Regions from separate parts of the Homo sapiens genome. Here region 1 is linked to region 2. The links are chromatin loops, found by intact Hi-C in ENCODE. Cell type or tissue: endothelial cell of umbilical vein. All regions are shown on one strand. Links, peaks and the distances in the headings refer to the core of each region. The heading gives the core; the rest is flanking DNA.

Region 1 (5,383 bases), core at 291-5,290, 170 kb before region 2:
AGCAAACATAATGAGAGAAATTAAAGTCTAAGTAAATAGAGATAAATGGCATGTGTTTGGATAAACATGACTAAAATATCAATTCTCCCTATTTGATCTACAGATATAATGAAATCCCAATTAAAATCTCAGCAGGCTCATCTGTAGATGTTGACAGCTAACTCTAAAATTCATGTGGAAATGCAAAGGGCATAGAATAGCCAAAACAACTTTTAAAAAGAAGAACTAAGTTATCTAACTTTTACTTCCTGTCTTCACATCTTGGTATAAAGTTACATTGATCAAAATTATGATATTCAATCAAGATAGACAAATAGGTCAATGAAATAGCCCAGCAATAGACCTATACTTACATAATTAACTGATTTTCAACAAAGACATAAAGGCAATTTAAAAATATGAGATCGTATAAATTATTTTGTATAGGATGCAGGTATTAAATTTTGCTATAAAAATGCACATGTCAACATATCGAGATTTTCCTGATATATTAAGAGAAGAGTATAGGGTCTTAAACAGTAGGTAAATTATTATTCTATTTTTTAACGGGATCTATATTTTTTCAAAAGGATGCATATATACACATACACATATACAATAAAAATAATAGTAAGAGCCTAGAATTTTTATAATTTTAGTTTTGCTTTTAGTGTTTTTGCTTCTATTTTGTTATTTATTTATAATAGACATGTACTATAATAAATGACAAAACCGAAACATTAAAATACTCTATAATTATTATATAAAATACAGTAAATATTGTTTTGGGGGAAAATTTATGTGTGTGGTATGAAGACTGAAAGATATATTCCAAATATTAACAAAGAGAGAGTTACAGATAGTCTTTTAGCTTTGTGTCTTCCTTGGTTTCCAAATATTTCACAGTGGGCACACTTGCTTTGAAAAATTATAAAGGCTATAAATATCATTTTTAAACTCTCAATAGTTCCATATAACCGTTGAGCTAAAGATCTAACTTCTTCATCTGACATGAAGATCGTACATGAACAACATGGCCCAATCTGACCTTCCTGCCTTTCCTCTGTCCCCACGCGAGTGCCCCCATTCTCCGCCTCATCACATCCTTCTGCTGACTCACCCACACTTCCTCTCCTCACTCCATTGCATTGCTGCCTCCACCCATCCTGCCGTCCGCTCGTACTTGGGCTGTGCTTCCCCCTCTGTGTCTGCCCACGTCACACCAACCTTTGAAGTCAAGTTCCTGCTGTCTGAAATTCTTCTGAGAAATGCCTTTATCAAGTTCCATCTCTAAATTCCTAGGGTTCTTCTGTCTCTCCCACGTGTTTGAAACCTAACCATATATGAGTTAAAGTATAAGCAAGTTTGAGATTGCAGGAGAGCCTATTTGATTCCACTGCCGTAATTGTACTTGATGTACATATTTACCCTATGCTAAAGAGGCTTAAGATTCTAGAACTGGATTGTTGGATCTTAAATCTTGGCTTTATAGAAAAGAACAAGATCATGTCTTTGCGGGAACATGGGTGGAGCTGGAGACCATTATCTTTAGCAAACTAATGCAGGAACAGAAAACCAAATACCACACGTTCTTACTTATAAGCTAAATGATACAAACCCATGGATACAAAAAGAAAGGAACAACAGACACTGGGGCCTACTTGAGGGTGAAGGTTGGGAGGAGGGAGAGGAACAGAAAAAATAACTATTGGATACCGGGCATAGTACCTGGCTGATGAAATAATCTGTACAACAAACCCCTGTGACCCGAGTTTACCTATGTAACAGACTTGCACATGTACCCCCGAACCTAAAATAAAAGTTAATCAAACAGGAAAAAAAAATCTTTTTCTTTTTTTTTTTTTTTTGAAAAGGAGTCTTGCTCTGTCGCCCAGGCTGGAGTGCAGTGGCGCGATCTTGGCTCACTGAAAGCTCCGCCTCCCGGGTTCACGCCATTCTCCTGCCTCAGCCTCCCGAGTAGCTGGGACTACAGGCGCCCACCACCACGCCCGGCTAATTTTTTATATTTTTAGTAGAGACGGGGTTTCACCGTGGTCTCGATCTCCTGACCTCGTGATCCGCCTGCCTCGGCCTCCTAAAGTACTGGGATTACAGGCGTGAGCCACCATGCCCGGCCGAAAAAGAATATCTTGATCTTACTAGTTAATAGCTGTTGGTCTTGGGACAAAGTGTTTCACTTCTGTCTTAGATTTCTCTTTTAAGAATTGAGCATAAGAGAATTTATATCATAGAGTTGTTGCAGAGATTAAATAAATACTACCAAAAAGCATTCAGAATATTACCTGGTACATACTAGGCACTCAAATGATGTTAGCTATGCTAATATACCTATTGTTATCATTATCATCATACCTTAAGAACCAAGACTCAGTCATGTGTACATTTGGAGAACCCAGAAGTTTAGAGGCTCTTTAGGAAGCATTCTGAAATTTGGCTTCCTCATGTTTCATCCCCTTAGTTAATCTAAGCTTCCATACGTTATCTCTCTTAAAGAAGTATTTAGATGGCAAATAAAGTATTTAAATAGCAAAATTAATTTAGAGCTAATGTTTTGAGTGAAAATTGAATTTCCAATTGCAAAGCCCAATTTCGGCCACTAGGTGGCTATAAAACACTAGCGCGCTCTCTCTCTCTCTCTCCCTCTCTCTCTCTCTCTCTCTCTCTCTCTCTCTCTCTCTCTCTCTCTCTTTCTATATATATATATATATATATATATATTTTTTTTTTTTTTTTTTTTTTTTTTTTTATGGAGATGGAGTCTTACTCTGTTGCCCAGGCTGGAGTGCAACGGTGCGAGGCTCACTGCAACCTCCGCCTCCCGGGTCCAAGCAGTTCTCCTGTCTCAGCCTTCCGAGTAGCTGGGATTACAGGCACGTGCCACCACACCTGGCAAATTTTTGTATTTTTGGTAGAAACAGGGTTTCACCATATTGGCCAGGCTGGTCTTGAACTCCTGACCTCAGGTGATCTGCCCACCTCGGCCATCTAAAGTGTTGGGATTACAGGCGTAAGCCATTGCGCCCGGCCAACACTAGCTATAATTTTTTAATCACCAAGAAATTTTTGTATTTTAAACAAACGTTCAGTATTGCTTAAGTCATATTTTCTCCTTCAGCAAATAGAAAGACAGGAGAGAAAGCGAACTAGGAGTCACAACTCTTCCTCTTAGAGCCCAAGGGGCTTGTCAGAAGAGGTAGGCAGTGTTTCTGAGGACCTCCATAGCCTGCCTGCACACCCAGACAACAAGAAACCTGGCAAAGGTAGTGTTGTGTAAGAGGTACTGCTTACCTGACATGTGCACTCTGGATACGGCGAATATTGGTCTTTCCACCCCAATGCTACCTAACAATAGATAACTCCAGCCTCCCTCTGGCTAACTGTTCTGTTGGTGGTGGACAGTGAATGCTATAGACTAACACAATTGGGACACAGGCTGAAGCAGGAAGATGAAGGCAGAAGAAAGGCTGGTTGCTGGGGAGGTTGTCAGAGACTCATCCAGCAGCCTGTGCAAGTTTAAGAGAAGGCCTAAGTGCCTATGGGGTCAGTGCTCTAATTTACGAATACAAAATATTTTTAGTCTCTGTATCTGCAGGTCCTAAACGTTTGGGTTTGAATTATAGGGTTGGTGACTGTATTTAAAGTTTTCTGATATATTCTCCTGGAGATGGCTGTCACCAGTCATTTCGTGCTCAGGAATAACTCTGTTTGCATGTGCAGGAAGAATGTCTCTGTAGCTCTTGCTGCTGCCTCTGCCTGGCACAGCTGTAGAGATGGAGAGAGAATCACATTCCATCTCCCTTTTGTTAGAGGAGAGAAGAGAAAGTAACTTCCAGATAGAGACCAAGTCTCCAACTGGTCTAAACGTGGACTCTATTCTTCTTCCTATAATACTACAAAGTGTTCTCTATAAATGAAACTTCTCAGAGGCTTTTTAAAAAATGTGGTAAACTATATAAAACATAAAATTCACCGTTTTAACTATTTTTAAGTGTACAACTTAGTGGTATTTAGTACAAAGTTGTGCAACCATCACCACTATCCATTTTCAGGACTTTTTCATCATCCCAAATAGAAACTCTGTGTGCTAGTTATTAAACAATAGTTCCCCATTCCTCCTTTCCTGAGGGAGGGTTATTTTTAAGCTGTTTTGGTGCCCATAAAGTCGGTGGCTATGTTCACACCTCTTTTTAAGCACTTTAACATTTCATTTATTTAAAGAATATTTACTAGGCAACTCTACTGAATGAAATATTAGGAATAGATTATCCAATAAATACCAATTCTTTTCGCAAAGGAGCTTGCAATGAATTGAGAAAGAGACATAAATAAATGATGTCAGTGCAGTGTGGTGAATGCTATGATAGAGAAAGGCAAAAAGAAAACTGGCAAGAGATCTAGCTTTTGTAGAACACAAACTGTCAGACTGCACCAAGTACTCACCCACTTTGTTTCTCTTCACAACAGTCCTGTGAAGTGGCTACCATTATCACATTTTACAGGTAAAAAATCTGAAACCTCAAATGATCATGCAAGTTGCCCATGGATACTCAGGGTATAGTTTAGAGAGGTCAAGCACTAAACAAATAAGGAGTTATGGGTTCTTAGCCAGGCATGGTGGCACATGCCTGAGGTGGGAGGATCTTTTGAGCACAGGACCTGGAAGCTACAGGGAGCTATGATCGTGCCACTGTACTCTAACCTGGGTGACAGAGCAAGATCTTGTCTCAGGAAAAAAGTTATGGATTCTAATCCATCTAATCCAGACTGTATAATTGACAAACTTCGTGCATTTAGGTTTTTTCCTACAGTTCTGTGGGCCTAATTTCCCTCTATAGAATGGCAGAGCTATACTACTACAAGACGCCTTAGGATTTTTTTCTTCAAGAAGATGGGAAGGAGTGAGTGGACATTGAAGAGTTCTCATCACAGATCTAAAGAAGAAACAAACTGAAGAAAATTCTGCACCTTTAGACTCAGTGTCAGGAGTACCCCAGAACAGAGATCCCATTATGCTGAGTGGAGTGGGGCTTTGGGATCACAGATATGAGACCTCTAAATAAATCTCAGGCATTAAGAACTGCTTTGGAGACAGGCTGGACTTGGTCTGATAAGTTAATATCTTCCACAAAATTTATGTTTTCTGCCTAAATTTTTCGTTATTCTTATTCCCTATTAAGACAGTTAACCAGCTCTACTTTCTAACCCCAGGGAAGGACTGTAGCAGGGTGATTTGTACTCAGAGCTACTTGCCTCACAGACTGTATGCAGGGAACAGAGGGAAATGCAGTACAACAAGAGTGAGAATGTAGATCTTAAATAAGAGTCTTCCAGACTGGGAGGGAGAGAGTAGAAGGCAATGGATGGGATTCTCAGAAGCAGGATC
Region 2 (5,383 bases), core at 245-5,244:
GTCAGTCCTGCAATGCATACAGGTTAGGTGGGCCCTTCATGGTAAAATGCAGGAAGCCTAAGGAATGAGACAGCCTGTGAAAAACCCTAGGAGGAGCTCCTAGGAGATATCCTCTTTAGAAGGCAGTTTTTAATATTCTCTTTTTGCATTTTAATTGCCTCCTTTCATGCCCAGTACTACAACAATCCTTTGGTAAACATTGCTGCATAGTCTTAGCTGGTACTTCAAGGAATTAGCAATGCCCATATGAGAGAATCTAATGTCCATACCTAAGGAGGAAGCAAGTTATGAGATGGTAAAAGATGAATGACTGGGAGAAAAAAAATACCAGTCCAGAGCAAGAAAGCTGGCTGGGGGTTCCAGAGATGACCGAGTAGTTTAATGGAACATAAAAGCATTCCTAAGAGAATTCTCCAAAATTTACTTAAAGATAGTAGGAGGGTAGAGAAGAATCTTGTATGACCACATTTCCACATTGCACAGAATGGGACTATTATTATGTTTGTTTATTGTCATCATTGTTTGAATTAAAAGGAAAAATTACCCAGAAAGTGGGAGAGTTTGCCGGCATTAAAGCTGAATTAACTTGCTAGGGCTAACGTAACAAATACCACAGTCTGGGTGGCTTAAACAGCAGACACTTATTTTCTTACAGTTCTGGAGGCTGAGGAGTTCAAGATCAAGGTGCTGGCAGGCTTGGCTTCCCCTGAGGCCTCTCCCTTTGGCTTGCAGAGGGCCATCTTCTCTCTGTGTCCTCACACAGGGCCTTTCCTTTGTTCATGTGCATCCCTGGTGTCTCTTTCTCTTCATAAGAACTCCAGGCATATGAGATTAGGGCCCCTCCTGATGGCCTTATAACCACCTCTTTAAAAACCTTATCTTCAGATACAGCCACAGTACTGGGGACTAGGGCTTCAACATATGAACTTGGGGGAGGGTGGGGGGCACAATTCAGCCCGTAACAGGTGTTCATACAGATGTTAAAATGCATTCATATTTCAGCCCTAAAGTGTTGAAAAACACAACGACATGATGGACGTCGATGTCAGGGTAACAGCCTCTTTCCTCCTTACTCTGATACTCTCCCTAACCCTCTGCAAAGCGTGGCATCATCTTTAACTGACTGTCTTTCTAGAAACCCTAGGCTGTCTTCTAGATGCTATTTCTCTAGAAGATTTTAATAGAGAGACCTACATTAAAGGTCACAGGAGTGGGAGGATGGAAAGGACTGCAAGGGTAAAATCGGGAAAGGAAGGAAGCTCCTGCCTCTAGGCCCAGCATGTAGGAGCACAGTTAAGAGATGACAAGTTGTGCTGCAGGCAAATCTGCTTCCTACACTCACTTCCCAAATACCTCTGGAGGCATCCAATACTTCATTCAAACGCACTCAAGGCGAAGCGCTCAAACCGTCACTGAACATTTCTCTGGCAGGTTGCCAGTACTTCATTCTTCTTGTTAATGGTGACAGAGAAAATTACACAAAGCATCCAGGATGCTGATATGCCACTTGCTTCACAGTTTACTTCAAAGTCCCCTCAGAGTTTTCCGAATTTTACTTTCTGGAACAAAGAATATTATTGGCATAAGCATCAAGTATGCAGTTAATAGTGAGCAATTTCTGAATTTTTGAGTCAGAAGCAATCTGTCAGCAAGTAATAGCCAAAGGCCCTGTAGTAATAGGCTTAGTTGGCCCAGGCTTATTTCTCTAATTCACTGATTCTCTTGCATCAAAACAGCAAAAAACAAAGTTTAAAAAATGATGATTTTTCTACCAAGTTGTCTCCCGTGGCTTTTATTCTTATACTGTAACATGACCTGGCATTACCCTGGGCTCTCCTTTAGTCTCCTTGGTTGAGGATGACATCTAGGGAGACCTATTTAACTCATCAAATCATAAAAGCTAGACAGAACCACAAGAAATTGTTCTGTTAAATCTCCCTGGAAGGCTTCAATGAGGCACAACCATCAAAGTTTTTCAGGGAAGAAAGGCAGTGTTGTCTGTATATTTAGCCGTCAAAAAGGTTTTCCTGTGTCAAAGTCGCTCTCCTGCCAGTGTCTGAACTTGAATTAACTCTAAATCTTGCCAAATTCCCTGCCCCACATCCAGTCTCAGGAAGAAAGCCTGGTATTCGAATATTTTCCAACAAAATACACAAACTGAACTCTCAACATTGACCCTGGGTTGCCTGTGAAATCTTGATTTCCAATTTCTACAGCTAGAAGAGCCCTTAGCCCAGGGCTGCTTCAGAAATCCTTGCTTAATGGATGACTCATATGGTCAGTCCTTGAAATCTGAAGATTAATGTTGATCATAAACGTGAATTTTTGGGGAATACTCGGTAATTTTTTGAAGCCCAGTTTTTCTTATAATCTGTGAGAAACTTAGCTGCTTATTTAAAGCTATTTGCTTCTCAATTTACTGTGTCTCTGCATAGGTGATCAAACATACTTTGCTGTATTCTCCTCTTTCTGTGGTCTCCCTTTCTGCTTTCTTCCACTCAGTCTTCAGCAAAGAACCATGTTCTCAAGAACACCATCCATCCGACAGTGCCCCCTGCCTCCCATCTGGCAACTCAGCAGTGGTATTCATTAGTCCTGGCTCTGAACTCCTGGCTTGTGCTGTTGGACCAAATAGCCAGTAAGGTTTGCTCAGTGACTTGTTGTTTGCAAAGAAAGAAACTAAGGCATGTGATCACTTAGTGAGGAGTGGGTGAAGAGAAACTTGAGCTGTACAATGTTGCCTGTTATAAGCATCGTTGTCAGCCCAGAAACCCAGGGTTTCCAGGCCTAGAGTCACAGTGAAAATGCTTCAGGTGTCATCAGCACAGTTGAACTGCATATCCCACCCTTGCCAAACATGGTCCACCTCACACCCTTATTTCACAGGTGGGAAAACTGAGTCCCAGAGACACATGGTATTAATTTGCTTAAGTTTGCATGGTATATAGCTCATTGCTGGGAAGTTGTATGTAGAACTCAAGTCCCCTGACTTCCAGTTCAGTGTTCATTACAGTATACTGTATGGTCCTCAAGTACTTCTTCACCATTCTGTCCATCCCATTATGCCACCCTAGACTCAAAACCATGCAGGTCAGCTTTCTGCATGCCAAAATAACAGGTCTAAACACATGAGCTATGCATCCAAAAAGCCCGAGGGTACGCCTGTCTTTCTGTATCAGGAATTGTCCATGTTCTTTACCAGCCAGCCCCTGGAGCAGCTAAATGGCACTTGGTAGCTTTGCACATTCATTCTTCAGAGAACAAAGGAATACAGATGACACATGATGTTGCTGGCCTCCTCAAACTCCTTCAGTGTTTTCCCTACAAAGGTTCAAACACCATGGCCCCATATTAGAGATGCTCCTTAGCCTGCCCTAAACCTCCCTGCTTGCTTTCTCCACAGTTGTTCCTTAACTTGTTCTTTCTTGTTGCTGTGCATTTGTCTCCTTGCATACAGAGTGCCCCTCCCACTTCTTCACCCAATTATGCTTGAAACTCCAGGACCCACATTCTTTTTCCCAGGCATTGCTCAACAGTCACGCCCTTCACCCTCTCAAGAAAAATTTCTACTCTGTAGAGAAAAGTGGTTCTGAATAATTAACACACTTAGTGGCCACTAGAGATGGATTCACAGCATCAGTTTGGCCACAAGCCTTGTTCCCCACCAGTTCCTCCTTCTCTGTTTATCTAGTATGATGCCTGGCATATAGCAGCTTAGTGAGTGTTGGGTGAATGGGAATTAATGAATGAATAAATGTACTTTATATGCTCTGTATGTGTATGTATATGTTTGTGGGTGAGTATGTGTGTGTATATGTGTATGTTTGTTGGGGGATATATATGTGTATATGTGTATGTTTGTGTGTAGGTGACTATGTGTGTGTATTTAAAAGTATTTGAAGTTTGAAAGCCAATAAAGCTACACTTCTTTTTTGTTCCTCCTCAACAATGAAAATTAGGAGTTCAATGATTCAACAATGAAATTAGGAGTAGAACTTAAGTTTATGGTCGGCTTAAGTAAACCACAACCCTCTCCATCCCTTCCATCTTAGAAACATCAGCTTTCTGAGATTTCAGGCTTGCTATTTCACCCATAACTTGTAAATGGGTCCAGTGGCTCTGAGTCAGAGCCCCAGACTTCGGCTCCACTGCAAAGAAGGGCTTCATTGATTTGAAAGCCAAGCCAAAGAAATGTTTGCTTTCCTTGCAGTAGCTGACTGAATTGTGCTCCGGAGCGGTTGGGCTGCACACGTGGCCCTGTGAACTCTGCAGGGCCAGGGTGTAGCTCCATATGGCGTAGGTACTCATGATATGGCATCATGCCATCTGCAATGGCTTAGCACAATGCACCTATACATAGGAAGCTTAAAATATACTGGAGCCCTCAAATTTGCTTTTAGTGGTTGTATAAATTAGTACAATCTTTGTGGGGGTAGTTTGGTAAAAGGTTTGAAAACTTTAATTTTGCCTATTCTTTTTCCTTACAATTTTACTTCTGGAGGCTCTAGAGGAGAAACCATTTCCTTGCCTCGCTACTGCAATGCCTACACATGGTCACAAAGATAATTTATGCAATTATTTTCATTGCAGAATTGTCTATAATAATGAGTGAGTGGAAATTACTTAAAAGTCTCTCAATATGGTACTAGTTCATTAAATTGTGGTATAGTGAAAAAAACCCAGAATACTAAGCAGACATTCAAAACAAGCGAGAGATGCATAAACTGGCATGAAAAAATGTTCACAATATGTTGTTCAGTTAAAAAAAAAGTAAGTTGCATGCAGTATATCTAAAAGAACTGGACTTTTGAAATCAAAATCATGAGATACGTATAATGTGTTATATATATAAGCAGAGAGATTTGGAAAATAAAGAGGTTATCTCTTGGCTATGTGATTTGGGAATGGTTTCACCTTCTTAAAACATTTGAACTTATTTTCCCAGTTACCTTTTGCCTTTATAGTTGGAAAAAAAGGGAAAAACAAACTTACTTCTGAAAAATTTAGTAACAGATGCTATGTAAATTCTGAAAATAAGGGAGGTCAATCATAGGTATTTGGTAAGAAACCAAAACACAAGGCATTCTTCTTTCAGAGGAAATTTAAAACCAAGAAGGAGCAAGCACCCTTTTGTTAACCTTATTATAATCAACTGCTTTATATTTATTTTCATTTCCACAAAGTGACAGCAGTCACATAGAAATGTTTCTCAATGACATTAGAATGTCAAGACTCCACTGCGGTCTGTGTCTACTCTTTCCAGATGCTTCTGCAGTTTGACAATAAACTTAGGGAAATCTCCTAGAATTCCCAGGGTGAGGAGAAAAAAAAAAGGTCTTTCTGTTATTGAAATGAATACAGGAATACAGTAATATTAAACAAA

What was found. A loop is a pair of places that touch in the nucleus more often than their neighbours do. Peaks named below come from ENCODE experiments on the same cell type or tissue, not always from the same donor. Only the 100,000 strongest peaks of a DNase experiment are listed, where the experiment ranks them.
Region 1: it touches region 2 in a loop (6-fold over the local background); 3 of 110 quality-filtered maps call a loop at or near these places.

The regions. Positions count from the first base shown.
Region 1 is chr5:111,529,315-111,534,697 of GRCh38, forward strand. All of the region lies in intron 1 of STARD4-AS1 (STARD4 antisense RNA 1), which reads left to right. LOC124901042 (a long non-coding RNA gene) reads left to right here and starts at 3,995. Exons shown (of 2, transcript XR_007058899.1): 1 at 3,995-5,383. RefSeq lists enhancers at 730-1,929, 1,178-1,227. In endothelial cell of umbilical vein, for the core only: a CTCF peak has its summit at 2,560 (motif pointing right); DNase peaks (open chromatin) are centred at 1,147 and 2,567; H3K27ac peaks cover 2,092 bases.
Region 2 is chr5:111,696,006-111,701,388 of GRCh38, forward strand. The region is part of intron 2 of STARD4-AS1 (STARD4 antisense RNA 1); the gene reads left to right. Among named protein-coding and RNA genes, the nearest start is that of NREP, 58 kb to the right of the region's middle. In endothelial cell of umbilical vein, for the core only: a CTCF peak has its summit at 2,569; DNase peaks (open chromatin) are centred at 1,406, 2,186 and 2,506; H3K27ac peaks cover 707 bases.